Regions from separate parts of the Homo sapiens genome. Here regions 2 and 3 are each linked to region 1. The links are chromatin contacts, found by Hi-C in ENCODE. All regions are on one chromosome and are shown on one strand. The core of a region is the stretch at or near the end of the contact, and the rest is flanking DNA. Distances in the headings are between cores, read along the strand shown. Region 1 holds the start of CCNT1 (cyclin T1). Region 2 overlaps DIP2B (disco interacting protein 2 homolog B). Region 3 holds the start of BCDIN3D (BCDIN3 domain containing RNA methyltransferase).

Region 1 (3,543 bases), core at 643-3,142:
TTAGATTTAAGATCTACACTTATTAGTGGTGTAGTGAGGGCAAACTCCCAAAGCCTCAGTTTCTGTATTGTGGGTGTTTTGCACATTTATCTGACAAAGATTTATGGACTATTTACTAGGGCCAGGGCTTTACTAGGTAAGTGCCATACAAAAATGAAGGCATTGCTCTTGCCTTCAATTTCAATACAATGTAACAAATATTATAACAATAAGGGCTACTGAATATTTTCTAAGTACTAGGTACTATTATAAATACTTTTTACTCATTAAATCTTTACTCCCTTTCACTATCTAAAACATAGGTATTATCACAGAAAAGAGGCATAGAGAAGTTAACTATCTTGCCCAGCACCAAACAGTTATCAGAGGCTGGAGCTGGGATGTATCTTTTTTTTTTTTTTTTTTTTTGAGAAGGAGTCTCGCAATGTTGCCCAGGCTGGAGTGCAGTGGCGCGATTTCGGCCCACTGCAACTTCTGCCTCCCGGGTTCAAATGATTCTCCTGCCTCAGCCTCCCGAGTAGCTGGGAGTACAGGCGTGCGCCACCACGCCTGGCTAATTTTTGTATTTTCAGTAGAGATGAGGTTTCACCATGTTGGCCAGGCTGGTCTCGAACTCCCGACTTCAGGTGATCCACCCGCCTTGGCCTCCCAAAGTGCTGGGATTATAGGCTTGAGCCACCGCGCCCGGCAAAGGAGCTGGGAAATATTTTGACAGAGGGCAAGAACTTGCTAATCTGTGCAAGTGAGGGGTAGTGGTGGAGGCTTTCCACACTCAAGGGGCAGTTTTAGTTCACCCATTCGCAAACGTACTTAAAAATTACCTCTTAGAGTTGTGCTGAATAAATGAAACAGTATATTTAAGTCAGTATTGTGCCTGGGACATGTAAGCTCTTAATTAATGTTATTAATTTCATTTTATTCCTTTAAGTTGGATCACTGGCGAACAACGTGAGAATGTTTTCATGCCTTTGGCTACACATTAAAGCGACCTCTCCAAATGGGTTGTCGCATTTTACATTGCTACCAACAATGTAACAGCCTTCTAGTTGCTTTATGCTCCGATATACGAAAGAGCCCCACCATTTGATTCTGTTTTTCAGTTTCTGACAGCCTCACCTACTTTCTCTTTCAAGTTCATCTGCCACATTTTTACTTATTTTATTTTTTTGAGACGGAGTCTCGCTTTCTCACCCAGGCTGGAGGCTGGGGTGCAGTGGCGTGATCTCGGCTCACTGCGATCTCCGCCTCCCGGGTTCAAGCGATTCTCCTGCCTCAGCTTCCCGAGTAGCTGGGACTACAGGCGCGCGACACCACGCCGGCTAATTTTGTATTTTTAGTAGAGACGGGGGTTTCACCATATTGGCCAGGCTGGTCTCGAACTCCTGACCTCGTGATCCGCCCGCTTCGGGCTCCCAAAGTGCTGGGATTACAGGCGTGAACCACCGCGCCCGGCCCATCTGCCCCATTTTACATCACCACTGCCGTCACAAACAAAGTTCTCGTAAGAACCGCCAAGCGGCGCGTGGGCGGCCGCCCCATCCCACTATAATTGCGGCCTCGCAGCCTGACCCGGGGCGCCAACGCTCAATCCGGTTCTCGCGGGAAGATACACGGTTTTTAAGAAAGAACTTCTAACCCCACTCCACCGCCCAACGGTCACGTGACGCGCCTGCGTCCTCGCCTCAAGGTTTTTTCTGGTCGCATATTGGCTGTTAACTCGGCTACGGGGTGTAGCGAGGTGCATTCCGGAAGTAGGTCCTTTGACTTTTGCTTCCTCTACGGAGGCAAGTAACAACCCGGCGGTCGACGCTTAGCGGAAGTTCGTCAAGTCGCAGTTGCCCCCGCACAGCGGATGTGGGTCGCCTCTTAGGTGACGCTGGGAAGTGCCTGCAGCCTTCGCCGCTGCCTTCTGGTTGAAGCACTATGGAGGGAGAGAGGAAGAACAACAACAAACGGTGGTATTTCACTCGAGAACAGCTGGAAAATAGCCCATCCCGTCGTTTTGGCGTGGACCCAGATAAAGAACTTTCTTATCGCCAGCAGGCGGCCAATCTGCTTCAGGACATGGGGCAGCGTCTTAACGTGTATCCTTGTGGCCTAGGCCTTCGGCCTTGGAGTTGGTCCCGCCATGCTCTGGCGTCCGGGTCTCAGGCTCTGTGGGGGGGACGAAAGTGGGGAAGAAGGTGGGCAGAAGCTGGATGTCTAGTTGGGAGAGCCCACGATGGGGCGGGCTGAAACTCAGTTAGCGCTAGGGAAGCGAGGCAGAGTTGATTTCCCGCTCGCTCACCCGTGCCGCCAGCCTTGCTGGGAATTCGTATCCTTCCCGGCTTTGTGTTTTAACCAGCCCTTCCAACTCTGTCTTCATTGTGTTCTGATCTGCTCTGGTGACGTTAAGATTCTCATTTTCCGCTGTGCCCTAGGGGTCTAGGTCTGGCAGAGGTTTCTCTGTTGACGGCTGCCTCCCAAACCTAGTGTGTAAATTTCGAGAAATTCAGTACCTGAAAGTGTTATAAAGGGTGGACTAGAATTAATGCCTCAGCCTTGGTCCAAAATCCATTCCTCATCTACTAGCTGTTTAAGTGACCTCTCAAATTTTTGGCCGTCTTGTCTATAAAATGGGATAATACCTCTTGTGTTTGATTCTGTGTCCAGCACAGTGCTTTGCATTCAGATGCTCAGTTAGTAGCTACTGTTTTATAGAATTTCAGAGGAAAGATGTTAGTTTACGTTTGTAGGGGATACCCACGAATCTAATGTTTTAAATAGTTTACAAAATACCGGGTCCTTAACTTACTTAGAGTGATGATATGTATTTCATTTTCAAAAATGAGGTAACGGCTGGATGCGGTGGCTCACGCCTGTAATCTCTGCACTTTGGGAGGCCGAGGCGGGTGGATCACCTGAGGTCAGGAGTTCGAGACCAGCCTGGCCAACATGATTAAACCCCTGTCTCTACTAAAAATACAAAAAATTACCCCGGCGTAGTGGCGGGCAGCTGTAATCCCAGCTAGTCAGGAGGCCGACGCAGGAAAATCGCTTGAACCCGGGAGGCGGAGGTTGCAGTTAGCCGAGATGGCGCCACTGCACTCCAGCTTGGGCAACAATAGTGAAACTCCGTCTCAGAAAAAAAAAATTAAAAAAAAAATGAGGTAACCTCTCCCACATATTTTTGTTTGTTAGGAAATACACTTATTTTATGGTGGAGAAAACTAGTATAGTTTTAAATTTCTTTCCACTCTGCGTGTGAAAATTTTCTTGGGTGCAGCTTCTATTTAAATGTGTGGCTGACAGTAATGTGTGTATCTTAAGGGTGTGTTCATCTCAAAATGGGTGTCTGTTTTATCGCCAGTTTGTTTCCTGCTGATGTCCAGGTTTGTTTCCTAAGCATCCTGTCAGTATGGAGTTAAATCTTTTTGTTCGAAATTCTATTTCAGTGCATCCTTAAAATGCTTTCCTTTTTGTATGTGTGTTGTCATTAAGGTTGTCAGCCAGGCGCGGTGGCTCGCGCCTGTAATACCAGCACTTTCGGAGGCCAAGGCAGGT
Region 2 (3,543 bases), core at 438-2,937, 1.8 Mb before region 1:
CCTGTAATCCCAGCACTTTGGGAGGCCGAGGTGGGTGGATCAGCTGAGGTCAGGAGTTCAAGACCAGCCTGACCAACATGGCGAAACCCCATCTGTACAAAAATTAGCCGGGCGTGGTGGCTCATGCCTGTAATCCCAGCTACTCAGGAGGCTGAGGCAGAAGAATCACTTGAACCTGGGAGGTGGAGGTTGCAGTGAACCGAGATTGCGCTACTACACTCCAGTCTGGGCGACACAGTGAGACTCCGTCTCAAAAAAAAAAAAAAAAAAAAATGAAATGAGAATGTGTAAAAAGAGTCCAGTCATTGGGTTTCAAAAGTCTTGAAAGTGTTTTTTTAGACACACATACATAATATAAATTCCCAGAAAATAAGGATTTGGCTAAAACTTGGTTCTCCATGAAAATGAGAAATGAGTCCTCAGCCTGTTGATGCCAACTTGACCAGATGAATCTCTTGTCCCTGAGTTCCCCAAAATGCTGATAAAGTCATATTTTATTCCCCAGAATACATGCCTAATTGGAGTTCTAACTAGTTGACTAATGACTAAAAAATTTAGAATCATGGGGAATGAGTTAGAGTAAGGAGATGGCTTAGAAAAAAATGAATTCTAAGTATTGATGAATTCTAATTATGATAATACCAAGTTCCAACTATCATACCTCAAATCTCTGATTTCACCTTCTGTCACAGGGGGGAAAAAAGTTTCTCCCATCTCCAAAAAGTAACAGGTACTTTTTATAATATAAAGTTAGGCCCGGCTCAGTGGCTCACTCCTATAATCCCAGCACTTTGGGTGGCTGAAAGGCAGGCAGATCACTTGAGCCCAGGAGTTCAAGACCAGCCTAGGCAAAGTAGTGAGAATCTCTGTCTAAAAAAATTTAAAAATTAGCCAGCATGGTGCCCACTTGGGAGGCTGAGGCGGGAGGATTGCTTGAGCCCAAGAGGTAGAGGTTGCAGTGAGCTGTGATCACACCACGGCACTCCAGCCTAGGCAACAGAGCAAGATCCTGTCTCAAAAAAAAAAAAGGAAAAAAGTTGTCTTCCTTGATAGGGCAGTTAAAAAATGGTTAGAATCCACAACTTCCTGTAGGTGAAATCCCTTCTTACCCTTGGAATCTGCTCCCTTTCTGAAGGATCCTCTGCTCACTTTACAGAGAACACATGCAAACACACACAAAATGCAAAACAGCAACAGCCAAAACTCTAGTTCGACGCTACCCTCACCCTACACAACTTGTCAGGGGTTGACCTGCAGTAATGGCTGATAAGGCTGACAGCAAAAGAAAAACAATCATCTTGGTTGGGTTATTTAATTTCAACTGAAGACTAGAAGACTACAAGACTCATCCTTACTACTCTCCTCTCCCTTCCAGAAAGGTCATGAGAAATATGTAGTCTTGAATTTGATGAGACTGAAAACAGAGAATTCCAAAGCATGAGAACTTATTACTAAACAACTGCTAATTAAAACAAAATGGACACTTTAATATTCTTTAAATTAATTCTATGTAAAACCTGATGAGGTAAACAAATATGGTCATGTCTTGTTCTTTATGACTCACTGTGACTCTGTCACATCCTCCTTCTCACTACTACCTTTGCTGTTAAGCACACAAACCATTTTAGATAACAGCTTGTAAAAGTTGGGAAAGCAGTTTCCTGTCAAATGAATCAGAAATAGATCACTGAAAAACCAGCCCGGTGAGGGCCAGAGGAGTCACTAACAAAGAGTTACTCTAATTCACTCAAGGCTTAAGTTTCTCTGCGTTTTTTCTCACACAGGAAAGAGTAAGACTTATACACTGCCCTTTCTTCCCCCACTTCCCTGAGAGCCCAAGGACAGCGCCCTGCTCCTTCTAGAGGAAAGGGGGTTACCCACACTCCCTTCTCTCAGGTCAAACCACACCCTACATTCCCAGCTGAGACTAGAGACCTCTTGTCTCACCTACTCTTACTCATCTTCTCTGGCACATCCTCACCTCACCTACCTTTCATGTCACTGACCACAGTGACTTTCCACAGAAGCACAGCTGCTTAAATGCTGGTGGGTTTTTTTGTATGTCTTCACAATGCATGTTCCAAGGATACATATATTACACTCTTATTTTTATTTGTTTTTTGTTTTTTGAGACAGAATCTGGCTCTGTCGCCCAGGCTGGAGTGCTGTGGTGCGATCTGGCTCACTGCAGCCTTCACCTCCCAGATTCAAGCGATCCTCCCACCTCAGACTCCCAAGTAGCTGGGATTACAGGCGCATGCCACCACACCTGGCTAATTTTTGTATTTTTAGTAGACACGCGGTTTCACTATGCTGGCCAGACTGGTCTGGAACTCCTGACCTTAAATGATCTGCCTGCCTCAGCCTCCCAAAGTGCTGGGATTACAGGCATGAGCCACCGCACCCGGCCAACACTCTTATTTTTAACTCAGAGAATACTCATAAGGCCACTAGGCAAGAACTCCCTCAGCTTCCTCATCCATCACCTATGAGTATCTGCCTCTGCTCCCATCCTTTCCTTCTTCCCTTCTGTTTCAGCAGAAAAGGAGTCATTCCTGGCATCCTGAATGATCACTCCAGCAGCACTTAGGGTCTCAAGCTTTGCTGACTCAGGGAGACCTCGTTCCATCACATCTTTCTACTCTAGACTTTCAATTCCTCCTCCCCAAGACCTCTTACCCCTCCACCAACAAATGAACACACTCAAGTCTCTACCTTCTTAACATAATTCATTTGTTTGGCCATCAAATATTTGTTGAGTGCCTACTACAGGCCAGGAGCAATTTTTTACTCTGGAGATAAAGCAGTGAATAAAACTAAGTTCCTGCCCTCAGGCAACTTATTTTCTAGTGAGGAGAGAGACAAAGAACAGATGAATGTGTATATATCCTAGCTACTTCCTTTCTCTCCACCTCACACGGCCAGGCTTGAAACAGCAGGGTACCCCGCCTGCCTCTACTTCCACTTCCTCTCTGCTTTGCATTCCTTATCCACTTTCAACAGGCTGCAGTGCCCCTTCCTTGCCCCAACCCTGTCCCTAAACCCTACTAAAACAGCTTAGGCAAAGGTCACCACCAATGACCTCTGCTTGTAATCTCAATTGCATTTTCTCAGTCCTAGTCTCAAACTCTATGCAACAAGAGACACTTAATACTCCTTGTTGTTTTGCTCTTCTCCCTCTGGTCACTCATACCCCTCTGACCTCTTTTCCAGGTTCTTTTTTTCAGCTTCCCCCTTAAATGGTGGTGCTTTCCAGTTCTGTGTTTAGCCTCTGCTCACTCAATATGCTCTCCTTGGCTGGGTGCAGCGGCTCACACCTATAATCCCAGCACTCTGGGAGGCCGAGGTGGGCGGATCACAAGGTCAGGAGATCGAGACCATCCTGGCTAACATGGTGAAACCCCATCTCTACTAAAAATACAAAAAAAAATTAGCCAGGCGTGGTGACAGGCATCTGTAGTCCCAGCTACTCGGGAGGCTGAGGCAGGAGAATGGCGTGAACCCAGAAGTCAGAACTTGTAGTGAGCTGAGATTGCGCCACCG
Region 3 (3,543 bases), core at 519-3,018, 1.1 Mb before region 1:
GAGGTAAGTTCAGCTCAGCTCACCAAAATTTGTCAAAACGGTGCAGCTTTTTCTCCTTTTCTGTAATTGTGCAGAATACTGTGGTTTACTAAATTCCAGAGTGACTTTTATTAACTTGTGTCCTCAAATAAGTGAAACTAGAGAAACAGCAGGCCAGATAGAGATGAAAATATAAAGGCTGGGCGTGGTGGCTCTCGCCTGTAATCCCAACACTTTGGGAGGCCGAGGTGGGCAGATCACGAGGTCAGGAGTTCGAGACCAGCCTGGCCAACATAGTGAAACCCCGTCTCTACTAAAAAATACAAAAACTTAGCCAGGAATGGTGGCGGGTGCCTGTAATTCCAGCTACTTGGGAGGCTGAGGCAGGAGAATCACTTGAACCTGGGAGGCAAAGGTTGCAGTGAGCCGAGATCATGTCATTGCACTCCAGCCCAGGCAATAGTGTGAGACTCTATCTCAAAAAAAGGAGAAAAGAAAAAGAAAATATAAAGTAAAAACTGAGAGGAAAACAGCGCTTATTTTAACTCCTGATGGTACTGTTTGCAGGAGTCATGCTCCAGTGCCTTATAAGAAGTTTACCGAACTGCCAGCCTCATGGAGCAGGATACCCCTTTAAGATGGGTGGGCCAGGTGCAGGGGTGGGGTTGGGGGTCCTGCACAACTCTGCTGATGCTTGGTTGACCCTGACGGATATTCTGGGCCATCCTGGCTTTTGACTGGAACCTGCTACCTAGGTTGACCCTTCAGTTCCTCTCCTTATCAGCTCTGTTATTTCCAATCTCTGAGTCACATCTTGCCCAACTCCATTCCACTATGTCTGCTTCAGTTGGCATCCTTTCTCCCTTCCATTTAAAGTTTCCCCAAACAGATCTGGCCTTATTGTATTCTCTATTGAGTTTTCATTCAACAACATTTGTTGAGCATCTTTGTGCCAGGCCCATGTTAAGTATAGGAGACTCAAGGCTGAGAATAACACACCGTTGCAAGCACATCCTCTGGATCCAAACTCCCTGGGTTCGAATCCTAGTACCATCATTTCTAACTGTGGGATCTTGGACAAGTTACTTTGTTTTACTCCAGTGTCCTCATCTATATAAAAAGAATAATAATACGGTCATTTTCTCACGGGGTGAGAGGATTGACTAAGGAGCTTACAAGGGTGTCTGGTGCCTGGTAAGCACTCTTTAAGTGCTGGCTCTTAAGGCACGGTCCTTGCCTCTCAAGGAGCTCATGGTCTACAGTTGCCCCTGGGGGACAGGGCTGAGTCGGCTGGCTTCGCAAGTGACCTGCACCTCCTGGCTACCCTTTCCTGAACCGGGTGGAAGTTTTTGAGTCACAGATTCAATGTATGACCCCAGACAAGTAAGTTCTCTCGGTCTCACTTTTTGCATTTATAAAGAAAGGAAATTGGACTAAAATTGATTTCCAAGATCCCAACAAACTAGTATACTTGTTCTGGGTCAAGTAGCCCAAGTTTCAAACTATGTCAGCTTGGCCAAGACACTTAGCCCTCAGAGTTTGTTTCATCCCTGTAAAACGTGGATGATATTGCTAATCCCCTCCCAGTGTTGTGATGAGGGTTCAATAATACAAGGCAAGCCCCAGGCGCTCGCCGGCTCCAGGTATACAGCGAGAGGAAATCAGGACAGCTTTTCTGATTCACCGCAGAATTCTAGCCACCCGCCCTAGCCGTTCGACGCACGCGCGCTGGCACCGCCACCGCCCACGCCGACAGCAGGTTCCCGGCTTCCGGTTCCGCCACGGCCCAGAGGCTGTGTTGAGGCTAATGGCGGTGCCCACGGAACTGGATGGAGGGAGTGTTAAGGAGACCGCAGCGGAAGAGGAATCGCGAGTTCTGGCACCTGGCGCCGCCCCGTTCGGAAATTTTCCTCATTATTCTCGCTTCCACCCTCCGGAGCAACGGCTCCGCCTCCTGCCCCCGGAGCTGCTTCGACAGCTCTTTCCTGAGAGTCCCGAGAACGGGCCGATTCTGGGGCTCGACGTGGGGTGTAACTCCGGGGTGAGTGACAGGGGAGGGATTGGAGCATCCGGAGCCAAGTGGTTGGCTGCCTACACATCCACTGTGGTTCTGGCCTGGGCTAACACCCATCGAAACTTTCCCAAAACGAGTATAAAGCGTGGCTTTGACTGAGCCAGTGCCGCTGCTGCCTGCCCGCCAGGGTTCCACCATCTGTCTTAGGAATCTCTCTTGGAGAGGAGTCCTTGTCGACTACGTTCCCACTTTTCTTTCAGGGCCAGACCCCAGGTGGGAACGGTCCTTGTATCTAGGGTGGCCTCTGTCCAGCGTGCCTGGCGCTTTGGCTGGGGAGAGGGGGCTTCCAGAGACACACGTTTGGGAACATGGGGTTAGGTTTGGTTTACTGGGAGAGAAGAGCCAAGGGTGACAGAATCATGCCTGATATTGAGACTCATGTGTGCTATACAGTGCAGGACAGACCCTGGGACCTGCATGTTTATTTCAAAAAAAGTGAGTAGGCCGGGCGCGCTGGCTCACGCCTGTAATCCCAGCACTTTCGGAGGCCGAGGCGGGTGGATCACAAGGTCACGAGATCGAGACCATCCTGGCTAACACGGTGAAACCCCGTCTCTACTAAAAATACAAAAAATTAGCCGGTCGTGGTGGCGGGCGCCTGTAGTCCAGCTACTCCGGAGGCTGAGGCAGGAGAATGGCGTGAACCCGGGAGGCGGAGCTTGCAGTGAGCCGAGCTAGTGCCACTGCACTCCAGCCTGGGCGACAGAGCGAGACTCCGTCTCAAAAACAAAACAAAACAGTGAGTTGACAGAGTACAGTGGAGAGGATCGAGAAGCAAATAAAGCATTTTGCCCAAGGGAATGGAGAAGGGCGGCACTGCCACTCTTCTTGCTGCAAACTATTCTTAGGCATATGATTATAATCAAACCACATGCAAAATAAGGAAATGTCTCTCCCACACCTATTTGTAGCCACTGGGATATTCTACACTAGCAGGCAGTCTGAACTTACCACGGCAAATGCTTCAAAAGTTAGTACCCTCTCTGCGCTCCCTCCATCACTCCAGTCCAGCATCTGGAGGGCGGGGGACAATTCTGTTACGTTGCTGTCCTTTTACAGAAGAGACTTTGGGGGACGACTTCAGACCTTGTGGGACTCAGATGATAGTAGGAAGGGGACATTTGGATACAGTCTCAAAGACTGGAATGAGGAGATGGGTTGATGTCCTGTGTCCCCTGCAAAATTTCTCCGCTGTGATGATACGGGAAGTCAGAGGGTAAAAACAATGGAAAAGAGAGACTGAGGTTAAGGCTTGGGATTTCACGAAAGGCATTAGGAAACCACCAGAGATTTTAAAGTTGAGAGTAGTATACACATGAGAGGTAAAGACATAGTTGGCAGCTAACTAGGGTAGTGGTTCCCAAACCTGGCTGTACGTTTATGGAGCTTTCTGTTTTGCAGTTTTTAAAAAATGCTTTTTCTTGTGGATCTTTGTAGTCAGGAAAGGGAAAAAAAATGCTTGCGCTTGATAAAACAAAAAAATTCAAACT

Evidence for each region. A loop is a pair of places that touch in the nucleus more often than their neighbours do. Pooled maps may share reads with other maps.
Region 2: a loop to region 1 is called in a pooled map, with 4 times the contacts of the local background. The contact joins the enhancer-like site here to the promoter of CCNT1 in region 1. A Hi-C loop is called at or near these places in 2 of 50 pooled maps.
Region 3: a loop to region 1 is called in a map of CD8-positive, alpha-beta T cell, with 8 times the contacts of the local background. The contact joins the promoter of BCDIN3D here to the promoter of CCNT1 in region 1. A Hi-C loop is called at or near these places in 2 of 168 maps with a recorded cell type or tissue (CD8-positive, alpha-beta T cell and naive thymus-derived CD4-positive, alpha-beta T cell) and 7 of 50 pooled maps.

Annotation. Positions count from the first base shown.
Region 1 is chr12:48,715,056-48,718,598 of GRCh38, reverse strand. CCNT1 (cyclin T1) reads left to right here and starts at 1,892. Exons shown (of 9, transcript NM_001240.4): 1 at 1,892-2,084. The coding sequence starts at 1,924. RefSeq lists enhancers at 1,138-1,377, 777-1,777, 1,848-2,127.
Region 2 is chr12:50,531,100-50,534,642 of GRCh38, reverse strand. The region is part of intron 1 of DIP2B (disco interacting protein 2 homolog B); the gene reads right to left. Among named protein-coding and RNA genes, the nearest start is that of DIP2B, 28 kb to the right of the region's middle. RefSeq lists an enhancer at 1,632-1,701. Within about 2 kb of position 1,687, at least 19 of the 41 ENCODE cell types and tissues checked have a DNase peak (open chromatin) inside an H3K27ac peak, as active enhancers do.
Region 3 is chr12:49,841,331-49,844,873 of GRCh38, reverse strand. BCDIN3D (BCDIN3 domain containing RNA methyltransferase) reads left to right here and starts at 1,768. Exons shown (of 2, transcript NM_181708.3): 1 at 1,768-2,020. The coding sequence starts at 1,787. RefSeq lists enhancers at 1,426-1,485, 2,056-2,425.